Linked DNA regions of Homo sapiens: region 1 is linked to region 2. Evidence: chromatin loops called from intact Hi-C (ENCODE). Cell type or tissue: natural killer cell. All regions are shown on one strand. Each heading gives the region's core, and the rest is flanking DNA. Links, peaks and the distances in the headings are about the cores only.

Region 1 (8,335 bases), core at 166-8,165, 62 kb after region 2:
GCCTGGACATGCATCTCCCCTAGGGCTCTGGGCTCCTACTGCTCACTGGGACCCCCTGGAGGCAAACCCAGGTCCTCCTGATGCTCAGATCTTCTGGAAACACCTCCAGCGTCTGCTTCCAGTTGTCTGGACCCTCTGGCTTCCCCTCTGGTTCTCTTCTTTCTTGCCCTGTCTGAGAATCTTTGTCTAGTCCCAAGCTACTTTTATGTCTGCTCTCTGAAACTATTATCTCTTCTATAAAGTCCAAAAGTGTATTTTCATTTTTAAAAGTCCAGTAATTAGCTCTTTTCTTTCCTTCTGCATTACTAAGGCAGTGCTCCCTCTAAGGCCAGGGCTGCGTCCATGTCTGGCTACTCAAAACAAGTCAGGGCCATGAGAAATTTGGAGAAAGCCCCATTGGTCAAACTGGGGGATTGATGGAGAGAAACTGTGCCCTTCCGTCATCACAGTCATGGGCTTGACTTCTGTGTCCCACTGCGGCCTGGCCTTTTCCCACGTACTGGATCTCACCTTCTCCCACTAAGCTTCCATGCCACTCCACTCAGCCCAGCCAAGCTGCTTATAGTAGTTTGAGTGGGGTCTTCTGTTACCTCTGCTTGGAAGGCCCATCTTCCAACCACTTGCTTTCTACCCCCAAAGAACTAGCTTTAGCTTCTTTGCTTCTGCAAAATAATTGATCTTACTTCCCTTTGAACCACCCCTGTATATGTCAGAACCAAGCAGAAAATGTAAGAAAAAATATCTATGTTACAAAAGAAACAAAAGTATAACAAATTTGGAGCAAATATAACAAAATGATATAACATCTTCATGGGGAAAATGATAAAAGCCCACCTGGAAGGACAAGAATGGAGGGAGACATACGGCATTGGTGGATTGAAAGACTTATTTTTGTAAAGCTGTTGGTCTTTCCAAATAACCTGTAATTCACATGCAATTTAAATCCAAGTCATTGTAATTCCTTTATTCGTACGTCCAAATGAAATTATAAAAAATGTGTATAGTAGAATAAAGGCAAGAATAGCCAAGACGATTATAAAGGAAAAGGATAAGAGAGATTTTTCTCTATCAGACATCAAGACATGTTATAAAGCAATAGGAATGGAAGCAGGATGAGCCAGCACAGGGGTGGCCAGGCAGGTGGAGGAAGAGCACACAAGAGACACATGTGGGAGTTTGTGATGTGAAAGGGAAGCTTGGGAGATGAGTGCAGTGGCATGGACTATTAATAAATAATGTTGCTATCACTGTCTTTGCTTATGGACAAAATAGATCACCATTAACTCAGACCACATACAAAACAGACATCCCAGGAGGACTCAGTGTCTAAATTTGAAAAATAAAAAATGTAAAATTACAGAAGAAGATACAGAGGGAACTTTCAGAAACGAGACGCGATTAGCCAATATCAATATTTAAACTCTCTCCATGATCAACGACTCTATAAAAATGTTAATTTTTAACCAATATCAAAAGTTTAGGACTTAACGTATGTAAAGAACTACAAGTGAAAAAGAAAAAATGCAGTGGAAAATGGGTAAAGGATATGAAGTCATCTCATGGATGAGAAACACACAGCTGCTAGTAAACATACACATAAATGTTCACTTTTACTTGTATATCTAAATTGCATATGAAATCAAGATACCAAAACTTAAAGTCATGAGGGAAGTTGGCAAACATTTAAAGTATGATTGTGTCAAGTTTTTGCACAAATACGGGCATTACACGTTGTTGGAGGAGGTTTAAATTTGCAGAGCTACTTGGGAGAGCAATTTGACAATATCTGGTAAAACTAAAAACATGCAGGCCCAGCTACTCTGCAATATCATTTCTAGGCATACAGTTTAGAAGAACATTCCAACAAATGCATACAAACTCATGGACAAAGATGTTAATTGTAGCCTTGTTTCTAATAGCAAAATATTTGAAATAGCCTACATGTCCTTTAATAGAGAACTGGATAGATGACGTGTGGTATTTTCATAAGATGGAATACTGCACAGTATTAAAAGGACAGAAATAGATCTGTATACGTCAACATGAATAGATACTCAGAACTATAGTGATAAGTGAAAAAACAAGTTGAATAGAACTTTGAGTGTGATATTCATGCAAATTAAGCACACACAAAACAATGCATACATAGATGGATTCATATATATGCATGTGAACATAAAAAGGTTAGGAGGGAGGTTGTTTCAGAAAAGAAGGTGAGGCAGATAAGCTCGATAGTCCTGGAACTGGTTGAAAAGTCACTTCTGCTTTTTTTTTTTTTTGAGACGGAGTCTCACTCTGTCACCCAGGCTGGAGTGCAGTGGCGCGATCTCGGCTGACTGCAAGCTCCGCCTTGCAGGTTCACACCATTCTCCCGCCTCAGCCTCCCGAGTAGCTGGGACTACAGGCACCCACCACCATGCCCGGCTAATTTTTTGAACTTTTCGTAGAGACGGGGTTTCATCGTGTTAGCCAGGATGGTCTCGATCTCCTGACCTCGTGATCTGCCTGCCTCGGCCTCCCAAAGTGCTGGGATTACAGGCATGAGCCACCATGCCTGGCACACTTCTGCTTTATGTGTGATTAGTTCTCTACCCTTATCTGTTTTTCTCCCTCCTTCCTTCTTTCCTTACTTCCCTTCTCTCTCTTTCTTCTTCTTCCTCCTCCTACTTTAATAGATACTATATCCATATTACTTCTGTAATTCAAAATGTGTATACATAAAAAGATTTGATGCAAATTAGAGAAAATGTTAATAAGGTCATCCCTTGGTATCCATGGAGGATTAGTTCCAGGATCCCACAAGATACCAAAATCCTCAGATGCTCAAGTCCCCGATATAAAACTCTGTAGTATTTGCATATAACCTACACATGTCCTCCCCTCTACTTTAAATAATCTCTAAATTACTTATAATACCAAATACAATCTAAATGCTGTGTAACTAGTTCTTATACTGTATTGTTTAGGGAATAATGACGGGAAAAAAGTGTACATATTTAGTGCAGATGCAACCATCGTAGTTCTAACTACATTTTTGATCTTGGGTTAATTAAATCTGTGAAGATTTGGGAACCCGTGGGTAGGGAGGGCCAATTGTAATTGTTAATTCTGGATGTTGAGAATATGAGTGTCTGTTCTATTACTCCTTGTACTTTTTAGTATTTTAAACTTTCCTAAAAATAAGTAATATATACTCGTAAAAATTCAGAAAGTTAAAAATATACATAAAGGATCCCTTGAGAAAATGGGACAGTATCTTGGAATTTCGTTGACCTGGAGTCCCCATTCCTGAGTTTCCATTCTGCTCACTGCTGTCCTCTAAATTAGTGTGGACAGCTGCCCTGAAGTGAGGTACAATTGTTCCTCTCGGTGACTCTGTGCCATCCAAAGTGCATGGCTCACTATCATCTGCCATAAGCTGCTCTGCCCAAGGGCGACCACAGCCCCTGAGAATTAATCCATCCTGCCTCCAACAGATGTCACACGCCCAGATGTCCATGTGATTCAACCGGTTTCTGTCAAATCCCTACCACATGCCAGGCACCCAGCTGGAAACAGCAGTCCAAAGATAAGTGAGACTTGGTCCCTGCCCTCAATAAGCTCACTGTCTGGGGTAGCATTTCTTGGACTGGAGTAATGTAGCAACTCCTTTGAAAAGGGGGAAAAAAAAACCAGTCCCCTGGTGTTGTTTTAAATATGTTCTATTTGTGCAAAAACACAACTAGGAGTCAACCTCTGTGTGTAGTCCTATACGTCTACAAAACTAGAGAGTTTTTCTAATGAAGTATGCACCAAACCCAAACCCACTGCCGCTGGAGTTTACGATGATGCTTTGTTGACCCGGCTGTGTCCTGGTGCTGGTGGCCAGGCCAGGCCCGGTGAAACCAGCCTCGTAATCTGCCCTGTCTCTGGAGACTCACTTCTCCCACCAGAGTCCTCCATGTGAACTTCTGTGAAGCTTTCATTCACACTGTGCTTTGCGAGGCCATCTGACCTTTTGCTTGGCTCAACTTCACTCTTTGTGTATCAAGTCGCCTCTATTCTTTTCTCCTAGCCTGCATCCATTAAAGCAGAATTCCACGGTGCCAACACCCCCATAAGCACAGACGCAAACACAGGCACTAAGACGGAGGTTTGTGAGGAAGTGAACTAGGCGGTGCAAGATAGGCATAGAGCAGCGTTTCCTCTAAGATGCTTATCACGAGGAAAATAGTCAACTTTTAACTTTCCAAGGAAGAGCTGCAGATTTGAGAATACTTCCTGGGATCTGAGTTTGAGAAACACCAATCTAGTGACTCTATCTCACATTCTCTGAGTCGATTCCCGTTTCCAACACTCTGCTTCCTTGTCCATGTGCTTGCTATGTGACACGTCTCAGAGGGTTTCGAGAACTGCAGCCCAGACCTGGGTTCTGAGCACCCATCTCGAGTCACCTGTGCTGTGCCTTGGCCTGCGTTCTTCCCTTCATGTGAGTGCTTCTATCCACGTGGGGCTACTGAAATTGCCTCATTCTTCAGGAGGACCATCTCAGATTTGACTTCTTCCATGGAGTCCTCCTAACTGTCCTCGTTCTTCTTTATCCTGGTAATGGCCTCGAATGGCTTCTTGGGGCCCGTCCATCTCAGTCACTGTGTTAACCTCCCCCCCCGGGGACTTGCTCGGAATCCCCTGCACCCCACTGTGCCTGGCAGAGTGTTCTCAACACACTGGTTGCTCCGCACATCTTTGGCGTTAAGTTGGATTTGGGAGACTCTCCTGCATCATGGATGCACCATGGAGCCTGTGAATGCTGTTGTGGGACAGGTGTTGGGGTGGCGGGACAGGTGTTGGGGTGGCGGGACAGGTGTTGGTGTGGCAGGACAGGTGTTGGTGTTGTGGGACAGGTGTTGGGGTGGCGGGACAGGTGTTGGGGTGGCGGGACAGGTGTTGGGGTGGCGGGACAGGTGTTGGGGTGGTGGGACAGGTGTTGGGGTCCTGCCATCATGTCCCTAGGCAGAGTTGCAGAAGGCTTTGCAAGACTGACGTGGTGACGAACACCCAGGACAATTCTTGAATGGAGGTAGATTCTGGCATAAGCTCTGTGTGTGTGTGTGTGTGCGCGCGCACGCGCGCGCGTACATGCGCATGTGTGGGAGAATATGTGGGAGTTTGTTTGTTTGTGACTGTGTGTGTGTTTAACCACATCCTGGAGGTCAGTGTCCCTGCAAGTCAAAGTGAGAATAACAGTGAGATTTCTTTCCCACAGGGAGGTGCCCACACCCAGTTACCCTCATACTCCTTTTCCATCCTGTCTCCTTCCTCCTAAGGGTCAACGGAGAATAAAAGGGGTGGTAGAAGCTCTCCAGAATCTCCTCTTCCTGGCAGTGTCATTTACAATGAATTGTGTGAAATGATTTACTGGGTGAACTATTTTAGGACACCGTCCTTTGATGTAGGATGCCCTAATCACACCCTCAGGGCGCTAAGTGCCTCTCACTCTCAAGTGGTGTGATTATATCTCATGCCATTCACAACCCTCCAGGGTTTTATTTTATTTTATTTTCATACTGGTATGAAGAAATCAATTATTCAAGGCAATTGCTTTGATCCTAACGAGCTTCAGGTTTGTGGTGGAAAACCTTAGCTGTGCAGTTCTCTGTGGGCTCCGCCCCTCCCAGCGTGGATGCAGCCCTTCCTGGGCCACCACGGCCACTGCGCTGTTGTGTGCAGCAGTGTCGAGGCTCCCTTGTGAACGCAGAGCCTTCTGCGGGCTGCAGTGTAATTCCCACAGGCGGCCCATTCGTGTGAGAAGGTTGCTGTGGCCTCAGCTAAGTGGACACTCGAACTCATCTGCACCTCCTTGGAAAGGCCGGGCAGATGGACTTGCTCCCAGCCTTTGAAAGCCATTCTCATGGAGTGCTTCCTACCATAACACTCACACTGGTGGGGAGGAAGGAAGTGGAGGGTCACTTGGGATCTGTATAAATTAACATTTATGTCATATTAATGAGGTGCTAATTGCTCTTGCAGTCTTTTTAATGCAAATTAATCCAGTCCTGTTTGCATTGTCTTGTTCCCAGCCTAATACCTTCTAGCTTCTCTATTGTCGTCAAAGTAATTATCATTGCTCCCATGAACAAGGAACATGTTTTGCATCTGCTCCTATGACACACTAGTGTCTTTTAGAGTGGAAAGATTGTGTCAACGTTGTTAGGGTCATTGAAAAATTACAGACTCTCCCAAAGAGAGGGATGTTTGCAAGGGACGTGGCAGTTCACATCATGTAGCGTGTGCGTGGATGCTGTTAGCCCATGAGAAGCTGTGAACGTACTAATTCCACCATAGGTTCTCTTCCTTGTTCAGTTTCCTGTCGCCTCTCTGTGCTGACTAAATGATGAGCTGTGCCCATGCCACATGGGGCCAAACTGGAGCCTGAGGCAAGAGGAAGCACATGCACCCCCATATGTACTTGTTAGAATGTCCTCCCATATTCTGAACCAAGCAGAAAACGTGAATAGAACCTCTGGAATCAAAACCCATGACTAGATATGAAGCCCAATGTTGTTCTGTCCGCACATGACTTGGTTTGGATGTTTGTCCCTGCTCAAATCTCATGTTGAGAGGTAATCCCCAGTGTTGGAGGCCGGCCTGGCGGGAGGTGTTTGGGTCGTGGGGGAGGATCCCTCAGGGCTTGGGGCTGTCCTCCTGATAGCGAGTGAGTTCTCATGAGATCTGGCTGTTTACGTGTGTGGCACTTCCACCCCAGCCCTTGCTCCTGCTTTTGTCATGTAAGGGCCTGCTCCCCCTTCTTCTTCCGCCACAAGTAAAAGCTCCCCGAGGCCTCCCTGCAGCCGAGCAGATGCCAGCACCATGCTTGTACAGCCTGCAGAACCGGGAGCCAATCAAACCTCTTTTCTTTATAAATTAACCAGTCCTGGGTATTTCTTCACAGCAATGCAAAAACAGCCTAATACAGCATGCCACTGTCAGCCCTCATGAAGCAGTCTCATGGGGACATGGAGGCCATGGGGCCCAGAAACCACAGCTGATTGGAAACAGACAAGCATACAAGCACCTTGTCTTTATTTAAAATGTTGATATTTTGTTCATCATGGATTTTTTGCATTAATTTTTATTTTTAAAAGTATTGCATTAACCATCCCCTCTTTTGGTTCCCCCTCCCCACCATGAGTTCAAAAATACAACTAGATAGAAAGAGTAAGATCTAGTGTTTACTAGCACAATAGGGAGACTATAGTAACTGATAATTTATGGTATATTTCAAAAACTCAAAAATAACTCAGATATTGTATATTTCAAAAAAAGAATATTTCAATAAAAACTAAAAAGAAACTAAAATTCCAATTTCAAAAATTGGAATGTTCCTAACACAAAGAAATGATAAGTGCTTGAGGGATGGATACCACAATTGCCCTGATTAGATCATCACACATCGTATGCTTCTATTAATAGTAAAATATCACACGTACTCTGTAAATATGTACAACTATTATGTATCCATAATAGTTAAGAAAACAAATGTGGCATGAAAATATTATTTATCTTGATGATGGAGATTTTTGGCTCTCCTTAAATTGTATCTCGGTTGGCTGACCCTCATTCTGGGTATCCCTGAGCCGTTTAATGGGGGACTGTGGATTTCACAGCCAGGATGCTAGCCTTGGTGTAGACAGCACTGTTAAAAGAACTTGGGAGTCTGGGTCTGACCTGGATTTCCCACCTTCCTATGCATTTGGGAAAAGTCCCAGCATTTTCATTATCTTCAACATTGAGGGGCATGACTAGGTAGCTGGTGGCAAGATGTTTATAGGAGTAGCTATTTCAGATCTTCTTAGATATAGGTGGGGTATTACATAGAACACAAATAATTCTTCAGATAAAACTTGAGGAATTGGCATCCAAGCACTGTTCAGGATGGATTGTGGACTTTGGATTCAGAAAATCTATGGGGTTTATGTGGCTCTTCCACATTTTAGGTGCATGATCTTAGATAAGTTTTTGAAAATCTTTGAGTCTCAGTTTTCTTATCAGTAAATGAAAATAATGGCTATTTATAGGGTGGTTATAAGGATTCAATAAAACAATCTGTGTAAAGTATCTGGCATGCATTAGACCCTCTATAAATGTTTCATATCCCATTTCATCTGAAAAGAAAACTTTGTTTTTCAGAAATAAATTCTCAAGTTAGTGCCCTAACCAATGGTCCTTTGGTCTTTCATTTGTTCGGTCACATGATTAGTGGATTCCAGTTGCTGAAGGTCACTGTTTCCCCAAGCTGAGAAGCCAAGGATACCAACATGATCTCTTGCTACCGTGGGAACTCAAGCCCAGGAGA
Region 2 (8,335 bases), core at 154-8,153:
GGGACTCTCAGCAAAGTCAACGTTTTGAACTGCAGGTATCCACTGGCTTGGAGAGGAAAATGTAGTGGCATTTCCTTGGATGTAATCGCCTTGAAAAACAAGAGTGTTGCAGTTCCGAGGCACTCAGCGAACTCTGCAATGTGTTTTTGTAAAATAATTCTGTACAGAAAGGCAGACTGACCGGTGAAATTTATCTGAGAACAAAGTTATCATTTCAGCCATTAATCTATTTGGGATCAGAAAAGGTTATTTCCAAGTTCTAACAATAATAAGAAGCTCAAATCTCACCTAGACATTAGATTAACATTTCTAAAAATTTAAGCATGGTCAGAAGTTAATTATAAAACATGCTGGACCTTTACAGTCACTGATTTAATATAGAGAGTATATAAAGACAATAACTGGATAGAAATTACCAGATAAATTTCCCCCTGCCTTTCCTCCAAGAATGTGCCTCCATTTATTAGAAACCCCCATGTCTCTTATAAATGGCTATTTTAATTTATGGATTTACAGTAGGGAGGAAATTAATTAACACGAAGTTGGAGCAGTTCCAACACGAAGTTGGAACACGACTGGGAAGCTGGCACTTGGGCCCATTACTTCTCTGCTCCTGACTGACTGTGTGACATTGGCCAAAGCAGTTAACCTCTGTGGGGCTCAGCTTCTCCATCTGTAAAAGAGGAATATTGCTTCTCAGCTGCCCTGCAAGGGGTAAAAATGCATGAACCAGCACATGGGAAGAGAAAGGAGAGGGCTCAGAGACGGGGTGAAGGCAGCAGGGAATAATAAACGGCTCCCATTTATTTCCCAGACCTTGAAGTTTGGGCCATACTCAGGGCTGATGTTTGCAATCCGCAACGCCAAGTTGACTTGGCCTGTTACTTGAAAATATGGAGGGCAAATATTAACTCAAGATAATGCAGCACGAGCAACGCAAAGGCCAGTTAACCTGAAAAAAGAAGAAATCACCATAGTTTAAAACGATGACACACGATGGCTCCCGGGATCGCTCATAAATTTCTGCTTTGTGGTAGCAAGAACATGTTCAAGGAATTAGTGCTGGGGTATCTCAGGGCAGCTTTCTAACCGCGTCTGATCTGTACGCTGTCCCCATTTGCCAAAACTCTTCATCGCCGATAAGGTGCTTGTTAGAGAAACGGGAACTAAATTTATAATCGGCTTTTGTGAAGCCAATTTACATGTTGTACTGCTGGAACTTAGAACTAAAGGGAATGTGCTTGAAGCCAAAATTGGCTTTGTGGCTCCAGTTTCCTCAGCTCAGCACCACCTGCCTCCAATCAAACTGTCCAATTACAGGAAACAATTGTTTTCTTGCTTTCTGGGAAGTGAAGAAATTCATCCAGTAAAGGACTGATTTCTAAATGCTTCTTTTTTTCCTTCTTAAAAAGAAAAAAAAAAGAAGATCAGAAAAGACCAACAAATCCAAAACATCAACATTGTTTGGGGAAGAAAGTGTTTCCCTAACAAATTGCCTTCAAAGTTCAAAAACCAGAATATTGCCATCTACATACGTTGGTGTTACTGACCACAGATAACTGCTCTGTAATTACCTCTTATAATAACATTATTAGCCATTCAGAAGAAAGATTCTCTCTTTTAACGTGAGGCAGTAATTAAAGGCAGTGAATTTCACAGGTGAAATCTTGCAGAAAGTATGATTCTGAAGTCAAAGAATTTAGTGATCCACCTCTGCCTAATTAAACTTTCGTCTCAAAATAAAATCTTATATTTGAAACAATGAAATCAGGGCAATGATACTATTTATCTTTGAGGCCAAGTCTCGTTTCTTTAAGCCCTAATTTGACTTTCTACAGCTTATTTCCCTGAAATGGTTAAGATGGCAGCAGAGAAGTTGAAAAGAATATAAACCGCTGGTCACATGTAGGTGGTATTTAGTATGCATTGAGCATAGATGACAATTATAGTACATTCTTTCCTCTGGCAGGTAATATTTTAATGGAACTAACAAACTTCACTTGGCTTGTTTCTACTTCATCTCTTGAGTTTCTGTTTTTAAAAATAAAACAGAACTGCTCAATATTTTATGATTCAATAAAAATAATGACCTCATGGAAACCACTTACTGGCATTTTTCTTATCATTCCTCAGTAGTGCATTGGCCTTACTGAGGCAACCTCCAGAAGCTTACATTTACATTGACTTTGTGCTCCACTAGGAATTCGCTTAAGTTATTCAGGGGAATAATTCCACTCCATTCCAAGGGAGTTCTCTGGTGCACAGGATATTAGCTTCTAAGAATACTGCTTGCCTCCAGGAAGCCTTCCTGGGTCAGATCAGCCAGGGGCGAGCTCTCACTTTCCTGCCCTGGCACTGGCCCTGCATGGGCCTCTGTCCCAGGTGGTGGTTTGACTTCTGCCTTGTAGTGTGGCCCTCAGTGAACAGGACTCACTGAGGACCAGGCAATCACTCTTTCATTTGCTAGAAATGAGAGAGTGGATGCTTGGTGCTTGGTAAAATGAATGAAAGCATGATCTTCCTCCTATTTTTCTGGGTATTTTTTCTGAGGTCCCTCAGGGGCCTTTTCTCTTCTCCATGTCCCCTTGGACTCTTTCCTTAGCACCTTTTCTTAGATTCTGCACACACCTTGGGTGGTCGCATGCACCCCTGTGATTTCACCTATAAGTGGCGGTCCCCAAACCCAGAGGCCTGTGTTCTTATCCTGCTCTACGGAAAACTTGGGGGTGGTATTAGGGGCCGTGGTAGATAAACAAAGGGGCTTCGGAATTGGATTCCCCTGTGCTGTGTCTGGGTCATCCATGCACGAATGTGGGGCCTTGCTTAACATCCGTAAGCCTTAGTTTTCTTACCAAATAGGAATGCATGATACCAGCCAGAAGTACCTGGAGCTGCTAAGCGGAAACCATTGTTCATACATCACCAGCCCAGGTGCCTTCCTGAGCTTTAGATGCAAAAAGTACATTGCTTGCTGTCTGCAAACCCTAGATCTACCATAACTGGCATGGTAGCCAGTTGCACATGTGGTGATGAACGTTAATTAAAATGAAATGAAGTTTAAAATTCAGCTCCTCACTTGCAGTAGCTGTATTTCACATATGTGACTCACGGCTATTGTATCAGACAGGGCAGAATTACAGAACATTCTAGAACATAGCACAGAAGAATTCCCACGGGGCAGTGTTGCCTGTTGCCCTAGATCTTCCACTGGTGTCTCAGCTTAGACCTTCTCTGTTAGTGCCCTCCTTCCCCATGACTGGCCCTGCCATCCACCCTGCTGTGCAAGCTGGCCACCATGGGCCGGCCTTGGATGGGCACGCTAGGCTGTGGTTAACAGGGGACCCTGGAAGCCGACGGCCTTGTACTGCATGTCATGGCTCTGTGGTCTCAACTGCTTTTTGTCTCTGTTTTCTCTTCTGAAAAATGGGGACTATAACAGCTCCTGCGGCAAGGGATTTTGAAGATGATAAAATAATGCAAGTTAAGTGCTTAGTGGGTACAGCGTAGGCGGCACGCGCCCAGCCCATCATGATCATCTGTGATTGTCCTGGAGCTCTCCTCCCTCCTTCTCACATGCAGCCTCCAGCTTGGTTAGCCTGCAAACCTCCAATCAGTCAGTGCCTTCCCTAGGGTGGCCCAGCTGCCCACTGTGATCCTGCAGCCTCTCACCCTGCTCCCGGGCTGCAGGCTGCCTGCACCATCCTTTCAGACGCATGCATCTGATCAGGTTCTGTCTTTGCCAGAAAGTCATCCAACAAGTCTCTTGTGTCTTAGGGCACAGTTCTGCCTCCCTAGCACAGCAGGTGGGCTCAAAGAGGGCCCACCGCCCCTCTTCCACCTCCCACAGAGGGAATGGGCCTCTCTGTCTCATGTCTTTGGACACATTGCTTTCTCCCCTTGATGCATCTCTCTGCTCTCGCCCCAGCTCCATCTTGCTCTCTTTTCTTTTTCTCCTCCTTGTCATCCTTTGCACTCAGCTCAGCTAAAGCGCACAGCCCTGAGGGGTCCCTCCCTGCACATCCCAGCTGGGCCCTCCAGCCTCACACGAAGCTCCTGGGAATCCTCTGATTCTGCATCCTCGGGGCCTGGTGCTTGTTTCCATCCCAGCCACCGGGAAGCGGTTTCTCCAGAGCAGGGGCTAGCATGACTTAGCTTTGTTTCCTGGGGCCTGAAGCCCAGTAGGCATCGGGAGGGGTCTGGGAGGATCTTCACGGCATGAATAGACCCGCTGGCCACAGCCGATTCTGTGTTCCTTCCCCACGTGTGCTGCTGTCCCCACAAAAAATGCATTTCGGATGCTGAATATCCACGCCTCACGGTGCTCTGGTGACTAGGGGGATCCCTGTGAGATGGGGGCTTTCCAGCAACCTAGATAATGAAACCACAGAGCAGCCTTCCCCTGCGGTGACCTAGTTCTTAATTCCTGTAGTTTCAACACTCATCACAGCAGAATTCTGATGAGGCTGGGCTCTTTCGCAGCTGGCATTTGATGAGAAAAGGGAATTGAAATGTAGGTGATTGATTTGGACCTGGAGAAGCTGATTGGATGTCACCCTGTTCTTCCCGACAATGGGGACCGGTCTGTGCAAAGGGGACTTCCTGTGACCCCTGCGGGTCCACCGGAAGTTCTGATTTCTCCCCGTGGAATAGGGGCGCGAAGGCTGCCCTGTCACACACGGCCCAAGAGATTGATTACCTGGGCTCTGGCAGCCTCTCTGGGTGAGTTTCTCAATTAGAATGAAAAATCTCTAACAATTCTTCACCCAGATCCTCATTTGTCTTTTTAGAACTGAAGCAAAAATTGAACTCTCTGAGTTGGCTTAATGGAGTTCATCCAGGAGGCCGTGGGGCTGGTGGCTGCAGCTCGTGGGCTGATGGGCACACGTGCTTTCCTCTCCAGTCAGAGAAGGGCTGAGCGGGCAGGCTGGAGCCCGCCGTGCCTCTGGGGGATCACGTCCATACAGCCGTTTAGCAGGAAAGGGAAGTGGAGACGCTAGCATGGCAGGTTTACTTTTCTCCCCCTTTTTCTCTTGGTGAACCTTACTCAGCACAAACGTCCCCTCCCCTAAGGAATCCTTTCCTGCCAATTCCCATCTCTTCCCAAACCGCATTGGCCCAGGCTTCCCTCCCGCGGCCTCACTTGGCTCTCTCCAAAGCCCCCGTCCGACAAATTCTCTTATTGGGTGAGGTTTCCTGGTCACTGCTCAGCAACCTGGCAGCCCCTGGAGGGCAGAATGTGCCCCGTGGAGTGCCTGGGATCTGTAAGGAATAAGGGGAGCCATGCAGCCGTTGTCGGCCCCGGCTGCCCAGTGAACTGTTAGAATCTTCTGAGGGGTTTTAAAATAAAACGCAGAAGCTGGGGCCCCACACTGGACCAATGGAATCAGAAACTCTTAGGAAAAGACCTGGGAACCAACATTAAAAAAAATATCCGGCCGGGCGAGGTGGCTCACGCCTGTAATCCCAGCACTTTGGGAGGCCGAGGAGATAGAGACTATCCTGGCTAACACAGTGAAACCCCGTCTCTACTGAAAAATACAAAAAAATTAGCCGGGCGCGGTGGCGGGTGCCTGTAGTCCCAGCTACTCAGGAGGCTGAGGCAGGAGAATGGCGTGAACCCAGGACGCGGAGCTTGCAGTGAGCCGAGATCGCGCCACTGCACTCCAGCCTGGGCGACAAAGCGAGGCTCTGTCTCAAAAAAAAAAAAAAAAAAAATCCCTTAGGTGTTTTTATTTGCAGGCGGGGAGAAGAACAACTTGGAACAGCAGAAACGGGCCTTTGGAATCTGACTGCTTGGGCTGGGATCGGGGCTTCCCTCTTGACTAACTTGGCTTTCTTCATAAAGGTTCATGTCAGGGAGCTGTCTGCCAGGTGAGGTTGCTCGGTTCTAGATAGGATGTATAAAGCACCTGGAGTAGAATGTGCACCCAGTGACTTTTATTCCTGTGGTTGCAAATGCTTGGTGGACATCAGGCATATGGAGTCGGTGGTAGGCAAGATCTGGTTTGAGCAAGTTACCAAATATTTGAATGTGGGTGGGTTGCCTTTTCTGAGTCTCAGTTATCTCATTTGTGAAAAGGGCTTGATAAGATTGCCCACATATCCAAGATGTGGAAACAACTAAGACAATGTCTGTGGATAGATGAGTACATACAGAAAATGTGGTCCATCCATACAATGGAATATTATTCAGTCTTTAAAGAGGAGGAAATCCTGCAATATGCAATGACATGAATGAAACTTGAGGACAATTATTGCAAGTGAAATAAGCCAGTAATAGAAAGACAAATACTGCATGATTACACTTATATGAGGTCTCTAAAATAGTGAAATTCACAGAAGCAGAGTGTGAATGGTAGTTGGTTACCAGGGGTTGGAGAGGCAGGAAGTGGGGAGTTACTAATCAATGGGCATAAAGTTTCAGTCAAGCGAGATAAATAAGGTCTGGAGATCTACCGTACCGCATTGTACCTATAGTCAACAATAAAGCATCGTGCACTTAAATATTTATCAGGAGGGTAAATCTCATGTTTAATGTTCTTACCACAATAACAAAATTAATTGCATGGTAAAAAGAATATGATCCACATCATAGACATGTAAGCATTCAATGAGCCAAGACATTCAAGTAATAAGTATTTGATAACCGGTAGTTATTTATTGTTATTGTTATTATTAGACTGCTGGCCAAGTGGGTGAAGAACATAGGGTAAATGCCAACTGATGTTTATAGGGGCAAAAACAGTTAGATGATGATATATGACTTGTGGTTATTTGGACTTCCCTTCTAAAGCATATCTCTTGAAGCCTTGAACTTCAAGGAAACACCTCACACCTTGATTTTTGACCTTCATAAATCAAAATATTGATTAGACCTTGTCTTTATTATGTAACGTTAGATTGGTGAACTCCCAGTACATTTATGGAGTCAAAATACATTTTCATTTGGTAATTTCTGTTAACAAGGCAAAAAGCTTTCTTAAATAAACAATTATATTTTTAGGGAAGTGTAAATTAAAGCACTATTCTTAATTTTGCTAAACTTGTCCTCCTTCTAAACTGTGTAATTTACTCTGATGCTCTCCCTGTTCTTGTAACTGCTAAATTATGAAGCTCTTAGCCAGCCCTCAGTTTGAGCTGTTAGACGCATATGAATGTGATAGAGCTTTGGTTTGGGATCTAGGGCTGTGGACTGGGAGTCAGAGTTTGAGGTCTGGTAGTTGAGCCGCTGCAGCCCATGCACTTTCTCCCCAACCGAGGTTGATGGAGTTGAGGAGGCCACGATCCACATGTGGGCTGTTCAGCCTTCCAGTACGAGGACGGATGGATGAGTGGATTCTAGCCATGATAAAACAATCAAATGCTGAAAAATTATGGAGAAAATTATGAATATCTAATTCATTTGTCTGTTGGCTCAGGATGGGTTGGCTCAGAGCTGCCATCAGAGGGATAATCTGAACTTCCTCCCCAAGTACTCCCAGTTATTTCTGGCATCTTCCCAGACCCCCTAAACCAGGTCACTTGGGGTCATTGGGATCGTTCTCTCTATCCAAGACTGGTGCTTGTGAATAAACTAGCAGGTATCTTGTTGCTGTCTCAGTCTGCTTCAAGAAGGCCACCGTCCCAGGCATGATGTTACCTTCAAGGGTTCCCCAAATTTCCAAACCTCAGGGGGCCAGAGGGGTGCTAGGCTTGCTGCAGACACAGAATGAGTGAGCTTTTCCCAGTGATTCTAGATCTGAAGCAGATCTGCTCTCCAGAGGCCTCCCCTGTCTCTTCTTCCACTTGGGGAGAGAAGCCTGGGACCAGCTGGGGAAGACACACCATAAGCCCCCTCTGTTGTCCGCTGGACTCTCCTTTACTGACGACCCCTTCTACTCTCCTGAGTACAAAATAATAACTCCCTTGTGCACCTCTGGGTGCAGACAGGTACTGATGTTTGTGTTTGGGGGAGGGTGTGGCAGTCTAGACCTTAGCTCTGCCAGCTAAAACTCCCTGTTACATACGCATAATTCAAACCAAGCTCATTAAGCAACCACCAAAGATAGCCTAACTTGGTAATGCCTTCCTCGAGAGCAATTTGGCAATGTTGATCAAGAGCCTTAAAAATGTTCACAGCCTTTTACTCAGCGTTTTAACTCTTAGGAATTTATTCTCAGGAAATATTCAGGTAGGTTCATCAAGATCTATGTTCAAGGATTTTTATTTTAAAATTTATCTCACTAATACACATGTAAAATTAGAAATTCACAACTTTAATGTCCATAATAGAGGAATAAATAAATCTGGTGTTTACATATATGTAATAAAATATTTTAAAGCCATTAAAATCACA

What was found. Hi-C counts contacts between places; a loop is a spot of excess contacts. Peaks named below come from ENCODE experiments on the same cell type or tissue, not always from the same donor. Only the 100,000 strongest peaks of a DNase experiment are listed, where the experiment ranks them.
Region 1: a loop joins it to region 2, with 3 times the contacts of the local background. A loop is called at or near these places in 3 of 110 quality-filtered maps.

What each region holds. Positions count from the first base shown.
Region 1 is chr2:8,422,548-8,430,882 of GRCh38, reverse strand. No RefSeq gene overlaps it. Among named protein-coding and RNA genes, the nearest start is that of LINC00299, 98 kb to the right of the region's middle. In natural killer cell, for the core only: no CTCF peak of the experiment used is centred there; a DNase peak (open chromatin) is centred at 5,142; H3K27ac peaks cover 3,546 bases.
Region 2 is chr2:8,484,386-8,492,720 of GRCh38, reverse strand. No RefSeq gene overlaps it. Among named protein-coding and RNA genes, the nearest start is that of LINC01814, 95 kb to the left of the region's middle. RefSeq lists an enhancer at 4,252-4,641. In natural killer cell, for the core only: no CTCF peak of the experiment used is centred there; DNase peaks (open chromatin) are centred at 4,340, 4,890, 6,380, 7,980 and 1 weaker place; H3K4me3 peaks cover 2,885 bases; H3K27ac peaks cover 7,042 bases.